Regions from separate parts of the Mus musculus genome. Here all the other regions are linked to region 4. A link is a contact called in ENCODE Hi-C data. All regions are on one chromosome and are shown on one strand. Each heading gives the region's core, a stretch centred on a gene start or an enhancer-like site at or near the end of the contact. The rest is flanking DNA. Distances are from core to core; before and after follow the strand shown. Region 1 holds the start of Ninl (ninein-like). Region 2 holds the start of Zfp120 (zinc finger protein 120). Region 3 holds the start of Gins1 (GINS complex subunit 1 (Psf1 homolog)). Region 4 holds the start of Cst7 (cystatin F (leukocystatin)).

The links. A loop is a pair of places that touch in the nucleus more often than their neighbours do.
Region 1: a loop to region 4 is called in a map of heart, with 2.1 times the contacts of the local background. The contact joins the promoter of Ninl here to the promoter of Cst7 in region 4. A Hi-C loop is called at or near these places in 3 of 37 maps with a recorded cell type or tissue (heart and v-Abl transformed pro-B cells).
Region 2: a map of v-Abl transformed pro-B cells shows a loop between it and region 4 (5-fold over the local background). The contact joins the promoter of Zfp120 here to the promoter of Cst7 in region 4. A Hi-C loop is called at or near these places in 2 of 37 maps with a recorded cell type or tissue (T-helper 1 cell and v-Abl transformed pro-B cells).
Region 3: a loop to region 4 is called in a map of v-Abl transformed pro-B cells, with 2.9 times the contacts of the local background. The contact joins the promoter of Gins1 here to the promoter of Cst7 in region 4. A Hi-C loop is called at or near these places in 3 of 37 maps with a recorded cell type or tissue (T-helper 17 cell and v-Abl transformed pro-B cells).

Annotation. Positions count from the first base shown.
Region 1 is chr2:151,008,112-151,011,091 of GRCm38, reverse strand. Ninl (ninein-like) reads left to right here and starts at 1,694. Exons shown (of 24, transcript NM_207204.2): 1 at 1,694-1,861.
Region 2 is chr2:150,135,424-150,138,123 of GRCm38, reverse strand. Zfp120 (zinc finger protein 120) reads left to right here and starts at 1,446. Exons shown (of 4, transcript NM_181266.2): 1 at 1,446-1,556. The coding sequence starts at 1,482.
Region 3 is chr2:150,908,111-150,911,014 of GRCm38, reverse strand. Gins1 (GINS complex subunit 1 (Psf1 homolog)) reads right to left here and starts at 1,421. Exons shown (of 7, transcript NM_027014.1): 1 at 1,222-1,421. The coding sequence starts at 1,296.
Region 4 is chr2:150,568,902-150,571,717 of GRCm38, reverse strand. It overlaps Cst7 (cystatin F (leukocystatin)), which reads right to left and starts at 1,303. Exons shown (of 4, transcript NM_009977.3): 1 at 1,133-1,303. The coding sequence starts at 1,199.

The sequences.
Region 1 (2,980 bases), core at 445-2,944, 440 kb before region 4:
GGGAGCCAGTTTAGCTGATAAAAGCACTTGCTGTACAAGGGTACACTCCATGAAGTGCATGCACTCCTCCACCACCACCCCTGTGTCACTAACGAAATTAGTGCGTTAGTGTGTAACCTTTAAAAGTCAAACAAATGAAACGTTCACAAAAAGAAGACCCACCAGAATGTGATGCTGTTGGGAGGTGTGGACTGGAATCTATAATCAGGTCTTCTAGTCATTGAGGAGGTGTCCCTAAAGGGAATCTGGCAGCCCCTGTCTCTCTCTCTGTCTCTGACTCTCATTCCAGCTCTGATGTGGTGACTTGCCACAAGCTCAGAAGCAACAAAGATAAATTGACCCTGGGTTGAAATCTCTAAAACTCCAAGTCCATAGAAACCCTATTCCCCCTTCTTTATTCTTACCTCAGCTATTTGCTATAGGTCGGGGGGGGGGGGGGGATGGAGTAACATGCCCCGCCCCGCTCCTCTCTGGCTAGGAGCCACTGCTGTGATGGCTAATTTGGGTTGCTGGTTTGGCTGGATCAATTAGTTCATGTCCCTGCAAAAAGTGTCTTTCACATCTCCATTTCACAGATGAACAAAGTGAAGATCTCCCAGATTGTGTAACTGGGTGGCACAAAGTCCAACATCCAGTGAATGGCCCTGTGAATCTCATCATCTAACTCTAAGTTCATTCTCTAACAGTACATGGAAAACCCAGAGTATAAGGAGATTTAGAGAATATATAGTCTTTAAAAATATTTCTAAAACTTATTGTGTGAATGTGTGTGTGCATGATGCTTATATGTCTGTGTTCAGAACGGCATGTGTCTCAGTGTGTGTGTGTGTGTGTGTGTGTGTGTGTGTGTGTGTGTGTGTAGTCAGAGGAAAGCTCTGTGGAGTTGATTTTTCTAAGGTTTTTTTTTTTTAATTATATGTATGGGTGCTTTGCCTCTATGTATATCTATGCAACACATGCACTCTTGGTGTCTGAGGAGAAGTCAACACTGGATCCCTTGGAACTAGAGTTACAGATAATTGTGAGCTGCCCTGTGGGTGCTCAGAATTGAACATGGGTCCTCAGGAAGAACAGCCAGTGTTCTTCACTGCTGAGCCATTTCTCCAGCACCTCCTATCACCTTTACATGTGTTCTGGGATTGAATTTAGGTCATCAGGCTAGCAAGGCAAGTGCTTTTACAAACTGAGCCATCTCCCTGGTCCTGATAAAATACACTCTGCACAGTGGCGACTATGGCATACCACACTTTGGGAACCTCAGGTTATAATCTAGAGGGAAGCAGGGCCCTGGTTATATGCCCCACAGCTACACCTCTGCCACAGGGTGTAGGCATGTCATGTCCATCACTGGTTGGGGCAAGTTATGACACATGAAAAGGGATACAGCCCAAGTATATGGTTCATCAGAGTACAGTATGGGCTTTTTACTGGTTCCTGGCTGCCTACCACTCTGTGGAATTCTTCCACTTGAAAGTACTTGAGTCTCTTATTTTTTAGTTTAGTTGTTGTTAGTTTTTTGTTTGTTTGTTTGTTTTTAACACCCTGTCTCCCAGAGCCTTGAAGTCATCCTGCATCCTCCTCTTCCATACCAGCTAGGCCCCTGGCCCAGCTCCGCCTGCCTCCTCGCCCCGCCCGTCCAAGCCCCGCCCCCAAGGAGCCCCGCCCCTTCCCTGGGGAGGCCCCGCGAGAACGAGGGGGCGGCGCCCAGAGGCCTTGGGAGCCCAGGGGAGCGCGGCCGGCAGACACAAAGAGCGGCCGAGGGACGCGCGCTGGGGTGTCCTACCCGGCTCGCTTTGCACCGGGCTGCCGGAGCCCGCATCCTGAACTCAGCGTTCAGAGAGCCGAGCCTCCCACTCCCCAGGTGAGTAGGGCGTGGGAGAGGGCTGAGGGGAGGGGAGCCGAGCCGAGCGGAGCCGAGGGGGGCCGAGCTGGGCCGAGGAGGGCCGAGCCGGGCCGAAGGGATCCGCATCCTCGTGCAGCGGCCGGTACACAGCGGAGCCGATGCTTGCGATGCAGGCGCGCGCTCAGAAAGCCACACCAGAGTCTCACTGCTCTGCGGCGCACTCGGACCGGGAACGGTGGTCCGCACCGAACTCAGCGTGCTAGTGGGGTGCAGCTGCCGCCCCAAATTTTGACGTACTCAGAGAGCGGGATGCCTGGGCCCGCCGTGCTTCCCGCCTTCGTCCTCTTTTGACGAGGGGAACCGGATCGGGAGGCGACCCCAGCCTGTGTCTGAGCCCCCTTCTCAGTGCCCCTGGGAAAGCCAGGGACCATGCTTGATTGAGAGCACCTATTGGCGTTGTTGCCGCGCGTCGGTCCCTCCTGTGACTGGTGAAGTCGTCCTTGCGATCTCTGGTTGTATTATCAGTTTGCACTTAGTTGTTGAAAACTGGGACACCTCTCTCTGGGGCGGAGAAGCCTGTTGCTTCTGTGTCAAGGTCGTCCCTGCCTGCGCACCATTCTGCTACTTTGTTGTGCACTTGCGAGGCTGGTCCATCGGTAATTGAGAAGCAGTGACCTGGTGTTTGGGCTCTAGCTGTCTCAGGCAACAAATTGCACGATGGGAGACCAACTTAAAGTTTCTTAAATACCTAAATTGTCAGGCGCTCTCTGTAGCTCGTTATATGGGGGTGGAAGAAAAGAGTGATGCCTTCTCTCTCCTCTACAACATTTAGCCGACTTTTAGAACCAGGAAGGAGGTCCAGAAATGGCCCTTGCAGAAGTTCACTTGATGCGCAAGGCAGGTAGCAGAGAGGGACCGTGAAGATGGTGTTTGCCTGAGATTTCCAGGTTCTTGACTATGGATTTACTGCTTTTAAAGCAGGGGTGTGTGGGAGAAAAGAAAAAGAGGGAAGAAGGTTGGTCAGTTTATGAACTACTGTGTGCAAGAACAGGCGCGAATGAGAAGGAACGTGCCTGTGGAGTTAGGGCAGTTAGGGCAGCAGCCAGCTTGCCTCTACTGTTCATTTTATGTTATCTG
Region 2 (2,700 bases), core at 197-2,696, 430 kb after region 4:
ATTAAAAAAAACAGGCTTTTGATCTGCATATGATGAGCTAGCAGGAAGATACTGCACTACTTTTTAAAATGTTTTTTTCAGTATTGAGAGCTGAGCTATCTGGATATCTCTGGAAAGCAAACACAGCTCTTCAGGATTTTTTTCTAACATTCTAATGTCTGAGGTTAGAAACCCAAAGAATTACTTAGAGAGGCGACACAGCTCTGTTAAAATATTTTCTAGCAGTTATCCAGAGAAGACTATGTGAAGAGTGAACACAGCAGATTTTTTTTTCCTTTCTGATTTTGAAAACCCAAGAATTACTTTTAGAATTTTTCTAACAGTATTTTTTGAATTGGTTGGAAAAGCCACGAATTTTTTAGATCAGTTTTTTCTGACTTTGGTCAGAAAACTGAGGAGCTATCCAGAGAGCGTTTAGAATTTTTACTAGCAGAGAGCTGTCTCAAGCAGAAAGCTAGCTGTCTCAACCTCAGAGGTTTTAGAATAGAAGGTAAAATCTGTCTAGAGCAGAGCAGAACACACAGACACAGAGAAAGCAGTCTGGGAAGCCATCTCATCTGGAATGCTATCTCAGCAGAACATAAGCCAGCAGCTTGGACCCATGATTTGAGTTCTAGTTGCTTGTTTCCCTGTTGCTCTCGAACACCCCTTCTCTTAGGAATCCAGACCTAGGTGAGGTTGGTCCTCTGCATTAGTGTTCTCTGTTCTTTCTATACATTGATACATTTTTGTATCTATACATTTTGATACATTTATTGGTTAGATCACAGATAATGATTAACAGGCAGCATTGGCTCCTTAGCCATCTACTTTTACAGCGTCATTTACTGGATGGTTAGCTAAGATTTTGTAATAGAAGATGGACATTCTAGAGGCATTTCTGTCCATCACTTTTATAATTTACAAAATGTTTCTGCATGACTTTGAGCTATATGCCATTAAAAATCTCTGCTTTTACCTTGTGATCAAGTTCAGAAGAGGATTTAACATAGCATGCATAGGGGTAGGCAAACCTATATGTGAACTTATCAACATTCCCTAAGTAAAGTCTCAATGATTCCAAAAGGAAGAAGCGGAAGTGCCTACTGAGTGTTGTGACTGGAGCTTTGGAAAGCTCCAAATTTGCAATGTGGCCCACAGTGGAGAGAGGCGGGTAACTCAGCAACAGCAAATTGGAGTTGTGGGTCTTCCCCTGACCAGGGTGGGGGAAAAAGACCAGCAAGCAATTGGAAGACAGACACAGGTGGTACTGAAATGCAAATTTCTACAGACCCGGAAAAGGACTGGCCTCTGCTGGCAACCTGTGCCTGGAATTATTCCTCTGTGTCCCTTCAACACACTCTAATCCTATGGGTGGTGTGTATGTCACTCCAGATTCACTAGCCAATCAGGACATCCAGCCGGATCTGCCACTCAAAAGTGAAGGCGGGCTCTTCCGGGTGCGATCTTGCAAGTTCCTCTTTTAAAGCTGGCAGTCGCGAATGTTTCTGCTTGATGTGTTCTGTGTACCGCTCCTGGGTGCGGGGACCTCAGGCAAGCCCAGAAGTTCCGACATGGTAAGTGCCAGGCGGTCTCCCACAAAGGGGAGGAGCAGGCGGCTGAGCCAAGGGGGCTGGAGTGCTGGGTCGTCCCAGGGCTCAGTAGTAAACAGCAGCCTGACAGAAGCTGAGACTTGTGAGCTTCCCTGTGGTCCTTTTCTCTCTCTCTGGACCTGGCGGTGGGCACTGAATCATCTCACTAGCGTGGCTGCATCTACACAAAACATTTGGGGAAAGGGCTTCTGTGTAGAAATACCCTTGGCAGGATGCCAAACTCGGAGAGCCCTAGTTTCTATAGTAAGTTTTGGCCTTAGCATTTAGGCATTTTACAGGTAGGTATAAGACCCATTTCGAGTTAATTTTGTGGAGCCTGTAAAAGGCATCTCGTGTGTCGGATAGCACTCAAATATTAAGCGGTGATGTAGAAGAGTAAAATTGATGTAAAGGATCTAGACTAATGCTTGTAGTGACGGCAAGTCGAATGTAGGTGAGAAAGGACTGCCCCTAAAACTCCACACAGGTATGTGCTATGCTAAAAAGGCCGAATGGAGAATAGGATGCTAGAATACATGTGGTAGTGTACCAGGATTGTCCAGACATTTGTCCACAAACCATAACATAGGAGACAACTCTGCTTTACAATCATGAATTAGGCCCATCCTGACTTCAAAGAGCAGGTCTCTAACAAGTGGCTCCAAGGGGTAAAATAGGGCCACAACCAATTTTAAGGCCTGGTGTGCCATAAAGGTCTGGTTTTCTTCTTGAGAAAAGCATCGTTTTGCCACATGGGCAAGACTACAGCTGGTGACAACCTTTTGAAAAGGAAAAACACTGTTTTGGTGAGGACTGGCCTGGTCAAGCAAGGCATAGAACAGCTCCTTCTAGGTCTCCAGAGCCAATGCCAGCCTGGGGCTCAGGCTTGGGAGCTTCCCCTAAGGCCCTGAAGTGCTGAGAATAAAATAGAGCTCCTTCTCTAAAGCAAGGACGGTGCTTGGGAGAGCGGGTGGAGGTCTGGGGCCAGGGCCTTCGGGGATGGCTTGCTTCAGACCCTGAGATCCCACCACATGCGGCTATGGTTGTCAGTCCCGAGTCCAGTGTGGGCTTGGTCAGGAACGTTTTTGAGAGGTTCTCTCTTCCTGTTTCTCCAGCTTTCTTTTATTAG
Region 3 (2,904 bases), core at 172-2,671, 340 kb before region 4:
AATAAGTCTAGAAAGAAAGAAAGAAAGAAAGAAAGAAAGAAAGAAAGGAAGGAAGGAAGGAAGGAAGGAAGAAAGAAAGAAAGAAAGAAAGAAAGAAAGAAAGAAAGAAAAGTGCAATAGGGGCTGGAGAGATGGCTCAGTGATTAAGAAAGAAAGAAAGAAAGAAAGAAAGAAAGAAAGAAAGAAAAGTGCAATAGGGGCTGGAGAGATGGCTCAGTGATTAAGGGCACTGGTTGCTCCTTTAACCGGACCCAGGTTCGACACATCTAGCACCCATATGGTGATTCATAACTGTCTATAACCGTCAGTTCCAGGAGAATTCACTGATCTCTTCTGACCTCTGTGGACACCAGGCATGCACGCTGCCACATATATACATGCACGCAGAACATTCATACACACAAAATTTAAAAATAAATCCTTAAAAAACAAGCATTATAAAACTACTGAACTACTGAATATTAGAATAGTCTCAAATACATTATACTGAGCAAAAGAGGCCAGAAATAAAGACTGCATTCTACATGATTCCACATGGCCCTGTTCCATGACGTGTCAGCTCCTAGCCAGCCGAATGAACCCAGATACATGGGGCGCGGGGGGGGGGGGGGGGGGGGCGATGGGGGGGAGAGGCAAAATCTACAAACAAGAAAAGCAAATCTATGGTTTACAAAGGCTGAAGCTGGGACACAGCTTCATAGCAATCCCCAGAACTACTGGGGTTATATTAAGATGCTACTGGCTCATCAAGAAGCTGGCTATAAAAATGCATGTGGATCTGGAGGGATGGCTCTGGCACCCACAACCCACCTATAACCCACACCCTCTTCTGGCTTCCATGAAGCACCTTCATGCAAGTGAGACACATACTCATAATTTCTTTTGTTTTGTTTTGTTTTTTAAATAGAGTTCCAGGCCAGCTTGGACTACATGAGGACTTATCTCAAAAAACGAAAACAAGAAACGCTCAGATGGGGCAAGTCACCAAATCAACAGGTAACCTAAGTATGAGTCTTTTTCTTCCTACGATTTGGCCCCGTTTCAAACTTGTTTCCGATCTCGGAATCTAGCAAAGAGATAAAGTTAGCCCAGCAACCAACAAAAAAAAAAAAACCTCCAGCAAGCAACAGCAGGCATAGGCTCCGCCCCAAGGCATGAGGCCCCGCCCTAGGCCCCCAGGCCTGGCCCTCGACACGCCCCTTCCCGGCCGCCGCTCCTCACATTAAAGGCCGGCAGCTGCCCTTCCGGCGCGCGGTGTAACTCGCGGACAAGCTCCATAGCTTTTTCGCAGAACATGACGGACGCGCCCGGGTCCCGTGGTCCCGTCAACTGCCAAGTCACCCCAAACGGTCGCTAGTTCCCAGGCCGCGGCACTTCTATTGTTCAGAGTCGCACAACACCAGCAACCAGCTCCTCGCTTTGGCGCCAAATAGGCTCAACCAATAGAAGTGCACTGGTGCGGGGTGGGGATGGTGGGTGGGAGAGAACTGAGCTACGGTGGCCGAGAAGGGACATTTAATTTTATTGAGCAACCTCACTGAGCTTCAGGAAAATTGGGGTTAAAGAGAATGGTTTCCTCCCTGGCAAAGCCAGAAAGTAAATTGCGTCTAAGATTGTGGGCTGAAACAAAGGGCTGTTTTCGATTGTCCAGCAAAGTAAAGTGCACATTCTTCTCCTCCTTTTTATTTTTTCCATTTGAATTTATTATCTTTAGATTGCAAGAGGCACCTTTAGGTTGAAGAAAAGTCGAGAAAGTACTGGTTATGATGCAGTGTTTGAGTTTTGCAGTGCCGGTTGTTTAACATTAAAGAGAAACCTTTTTTTTTTTTTTTAAACAGGGACTTGGGGATTGGAGGGGTGTCTTTTTTTTGTAATTTATTTATTATTATATGTAAGTATACTGTAGCTGACTTCAGACACACCAGAAGAGGGCGTCCGATCTCATTACAGATGGTTGTGAGCCACCATGTGGTTGCTGGGATTTGAACTCAGGACCTTTGAAAGAGCAGTCAGTGCTCTTACCGGCTGAGCCATCTCCCCAGCCTGAGAAACCGTCTTTTATTGGGTACTTTTAGTATGGTAGGAACTATGACATATATTTCAGTTAATTCTCACAACTTTCCTTAAGAGATTACTAGTATGCAGAACTGGTAAACGAAAACAGTTAACTCTCTGCAGGTCACATGGCTCATAAACTGACTAGAATGGGATCTCTATGCTTCGCACTTTCTGCTCTGGCACTTTTTGATTTTAAAACAGTTAAAAATATTCACAAACTGGAAAATGTCGCAGATAACAGCAGTTTTAAAATTGGTTCTGAACTGATGGTGGAATGCCTGCAATCCCAGAACTTTTGTGACAGAGAAAGATTACTTCAATTCAGTTCAGGAGTTCTAAAGGAGCCCATCTTAAAAACAAACAAACAAAAAACAGTAAAAATACTCTTGATTTGCCTTCTGTTTCTGTGATAAGACACCATGACCAAAGATAAACTAAAAAGGAAAGGGCTAATTTCAGCTTGCAGTTGTAGTTCCATGCCATAAAGGGTATTCAGGGCAGGAACTCAGAGATCCTGGAAGAAGGCTGCTTACTGGCTTCCCATGGCTTCCCAGGCCTTGGGGTGACACTCCCCTTAGTGGTCTGGGCTGTCCCAAGTCAATTATTAATTAAGAATACTCCTACAGAGTGGCCAAGCGATTCTGATGAAGGCAGTTCCTCAAGATTCCCTCTTCCCAGATATAATTACGTTTGTGTCAAGTAGACAAAAATTCTCTAACCTTCACAACCCAAGATAAAACCATACCATAAAACCTACTTGTTTCATTCACACCCACACCCACCCCCTTTGAAATTGGGTCTTACTGTGTTGACCAGGCTGACCTCAGAGTCATAGAAATCCACCTG
Region 4 (2,816 bases), core at 54-2,553:
ACACCGAGTATAAAAAACCGAAACCCTAGGATCGGTGAGATAGCCAGTACCAATGTCTTCCCCAGATCTCTCACATAGGCCAAGAGGGCTTTGCAGCATGAACACCAGCTTCTGCCCAAGCTTCTCTCTGGACAACTGGGGCAGAGGAATCGTAGGTAGGCCAGGAAGGGCCTCCTAGTGAGCACTAAGGCCACAGGGAGCAGGGCATGGAGAGGCAAGGTCTGTGGCCTGGCCCGTGCTTAGTGCTGTCTCCTCTTTTACCAGTTAACTACCTCTTTGCCAATGACCCCCCCCCCCCGAGCTGCTGTGGTCCATCCTCATCCTCAGAACAGAAGCTCCCCTACCCATTACTGCCCTGTCTCCACAGTGCCCCATTCACAGCATCTACTTGGGTCTTGGATTTGGAGGCTATGCCCTACTGTGTCTCTACACTTACTTCTTTGCACCTAATTGCTGTGAAGGGGGATTCTATGTCCTTGGTGTCTCTTGGGTATTCCCTTTCACTGCCTCCCAGTGACCAGACCCAGCCTGCTTTAAGGAGGAAGAATGACAAAAGCCTTATGCATAAGCGCTGTCTTCATCTACTGGGAGATGGTCAGTTATCAGCTTTTTTGTCAGTTAGAGGCAGGGCCCTCAAACTTTATCTATGTGCTGAATCTGCTTGCTGGGGCAGACATCTTCCAGCTCTCTGTAGGGAAACAGGCACTCATGGCTGATGGTTAGCAAGTTAGCTAGCCTGGTTGCATCTCAGCTTTCCAACACAGGCGACTGCCACCCCTCACTGGCCACTAGCATGCTGACTTGCACAATACTTATCTTACTGGGGTCTCTGCAGTAAAGTCAGTTAGAAAAGTAAAGCTGTCAGATATAGACTGAGTGAGGCCCTTGAACAGAAGAGAACAGAAGTTGTTCTCTTTATCCCTGTGGCTGCTGTTATGCTTGATCCCTGATGTCTATTCTGCTTAGAAGTAGCTGCTGCCAGGATCCCCAGCCCCTTGCCAGGGTCTTTCTCAGGGTTCCAAGAGTGTCCTAAGAAAGATGCAAGACTAACAGGCCAGGGTCCCCATACTTCTACTACTAGAAGGTGGTCAGAACAGTACTCTGGGATGGGGCCAGATGACCCTTCTCTTACCTGGGGGGCGTGCCCCATGGGTGTCAGAAGTTAGGCAGCAGAGGGCAAGCAGAATGGCCAGCCACATGGCTGGGGAAATGCAGGGAGCATGTAGTGGGCCAAGTGCTCGGCAAGTACAGCTCCAGGACCAGGGCATGGTGGGGTAGCTTCAGTGGGGCGTGGTTTCTTGCTGAATCATTTTAACCAGAAGCGCTTCATCTTCAGGACTTGGGGCCACAAGAGCAACCACTTCCTTTAAAGAAGTTTCCAAGCTGTGATCATTTGCAGGGGGAGGCAGGGGGAGAGAAGTGAGACCCACGAGCGCAGCACCCTCTCTCCTTCCCAGGGTGGGAGGAGGCAGTTTCCTACCATTCACCACACACGGGGGATGCTGATGTGAAGAAACCAGGGGATTTTCAAAAGTAGTCACTTGACTGTCCTTCTACATTTATAGACTCTCTCCCCTCCTGCATTCTAGTATTCAGAATAGCCCCCTTCAAGAGACAAGAAACTATGCTGTCCGGGTCTGAGGGGTTATCTGCAGGAAAGCTATTCATACTTTCCAAAGTCCTTGGGAGGAGCATTGGCACGTGGCTTCTGTGCCTCAAACAGGAGCTCAGCACCGTGAGAGCTGAGATACTGATCATGGCCCACTCTGGGCTCAAAGCCTTCTAAGGAGATGAAATTACGTAGACAGAGGTCTGATTCTGGCCATGCCTCTACTTTCAGCCCATGGTTTGGAGTGGGTACCTATACCCAGTTATCTGAATCTGAATCTAGGCTTTGCTGTCATTAGACTAGGAACAGCCCATGCACCTCAGTTACCTCTGGGGACTTGTGAAACATTGGAGTTTCTTTTGCATAAAGGCTCAGGGTAGGAGGAAAGCAAGCTGTAATCGGCTTCAGTGTGGAGAGGTATATTCGTCTCTCAGAACTAGGCTAGGAAGGTAGTGTGGAAGGATGCCTGGGGTCTTACTTGCCCCCAGGAGACACATGGGCCTCCCAGGCTGCCTGACATACAGATATAGTCAGATCCTGGATGCTCGGGGCAGCGGTGGAGGGGGTCTGAGCCAGGTGAATTGTGCTGGATCCTACTAAATTCCAAACAGGGCAGATAGGGTCTGCGGGACATGGACAAACTATGTAATCTGAGGTCCCAATAGGTTTCTGGGTGCTGCAGGTAGTATTCAGTAAGTAGTAGCTGTTATGACAACCCCCCATGGTCCTTTCCTGTTTGATCTTGGGATCCTTATTTTTGGCTGCTAGGGTCTGGGACACAATGTCTTCAGTATAAATGGGATAGAGTAGTGCCCGCTTCAGTTTCAAACATCCACTGAGAGGTTGGGAGTCAGAACATAATCCACGTGTTGTATTTCTAGCAGTAACCAGAGCATCAGTAGTCTAGGTGGGAGCAGGAGATGGAGCTAGGCTGGCTGCTTGGTCTTCAGGCCAGTGTGGTGCAGTACAAAGATAATTCAGGGATTTGAATTCCCCGCCTCTGTGCTACATAAAGTCTGAAAGCTTCTGCGGAGTCCCTAAGGAGAACCTCATCTTGTATAGTTCTTGAGATTGTTGAAAATAAAATGCAGAGTCCCATCCTCCAGTTATCCGGAGAGACGTTGAAGTCCAGCTTTTCAGGAAGCTTTGGGAGTGAGAACACTGCTTGCAAAAGAATGGGATCCTGTACGTTGGAATGGAAGATTCC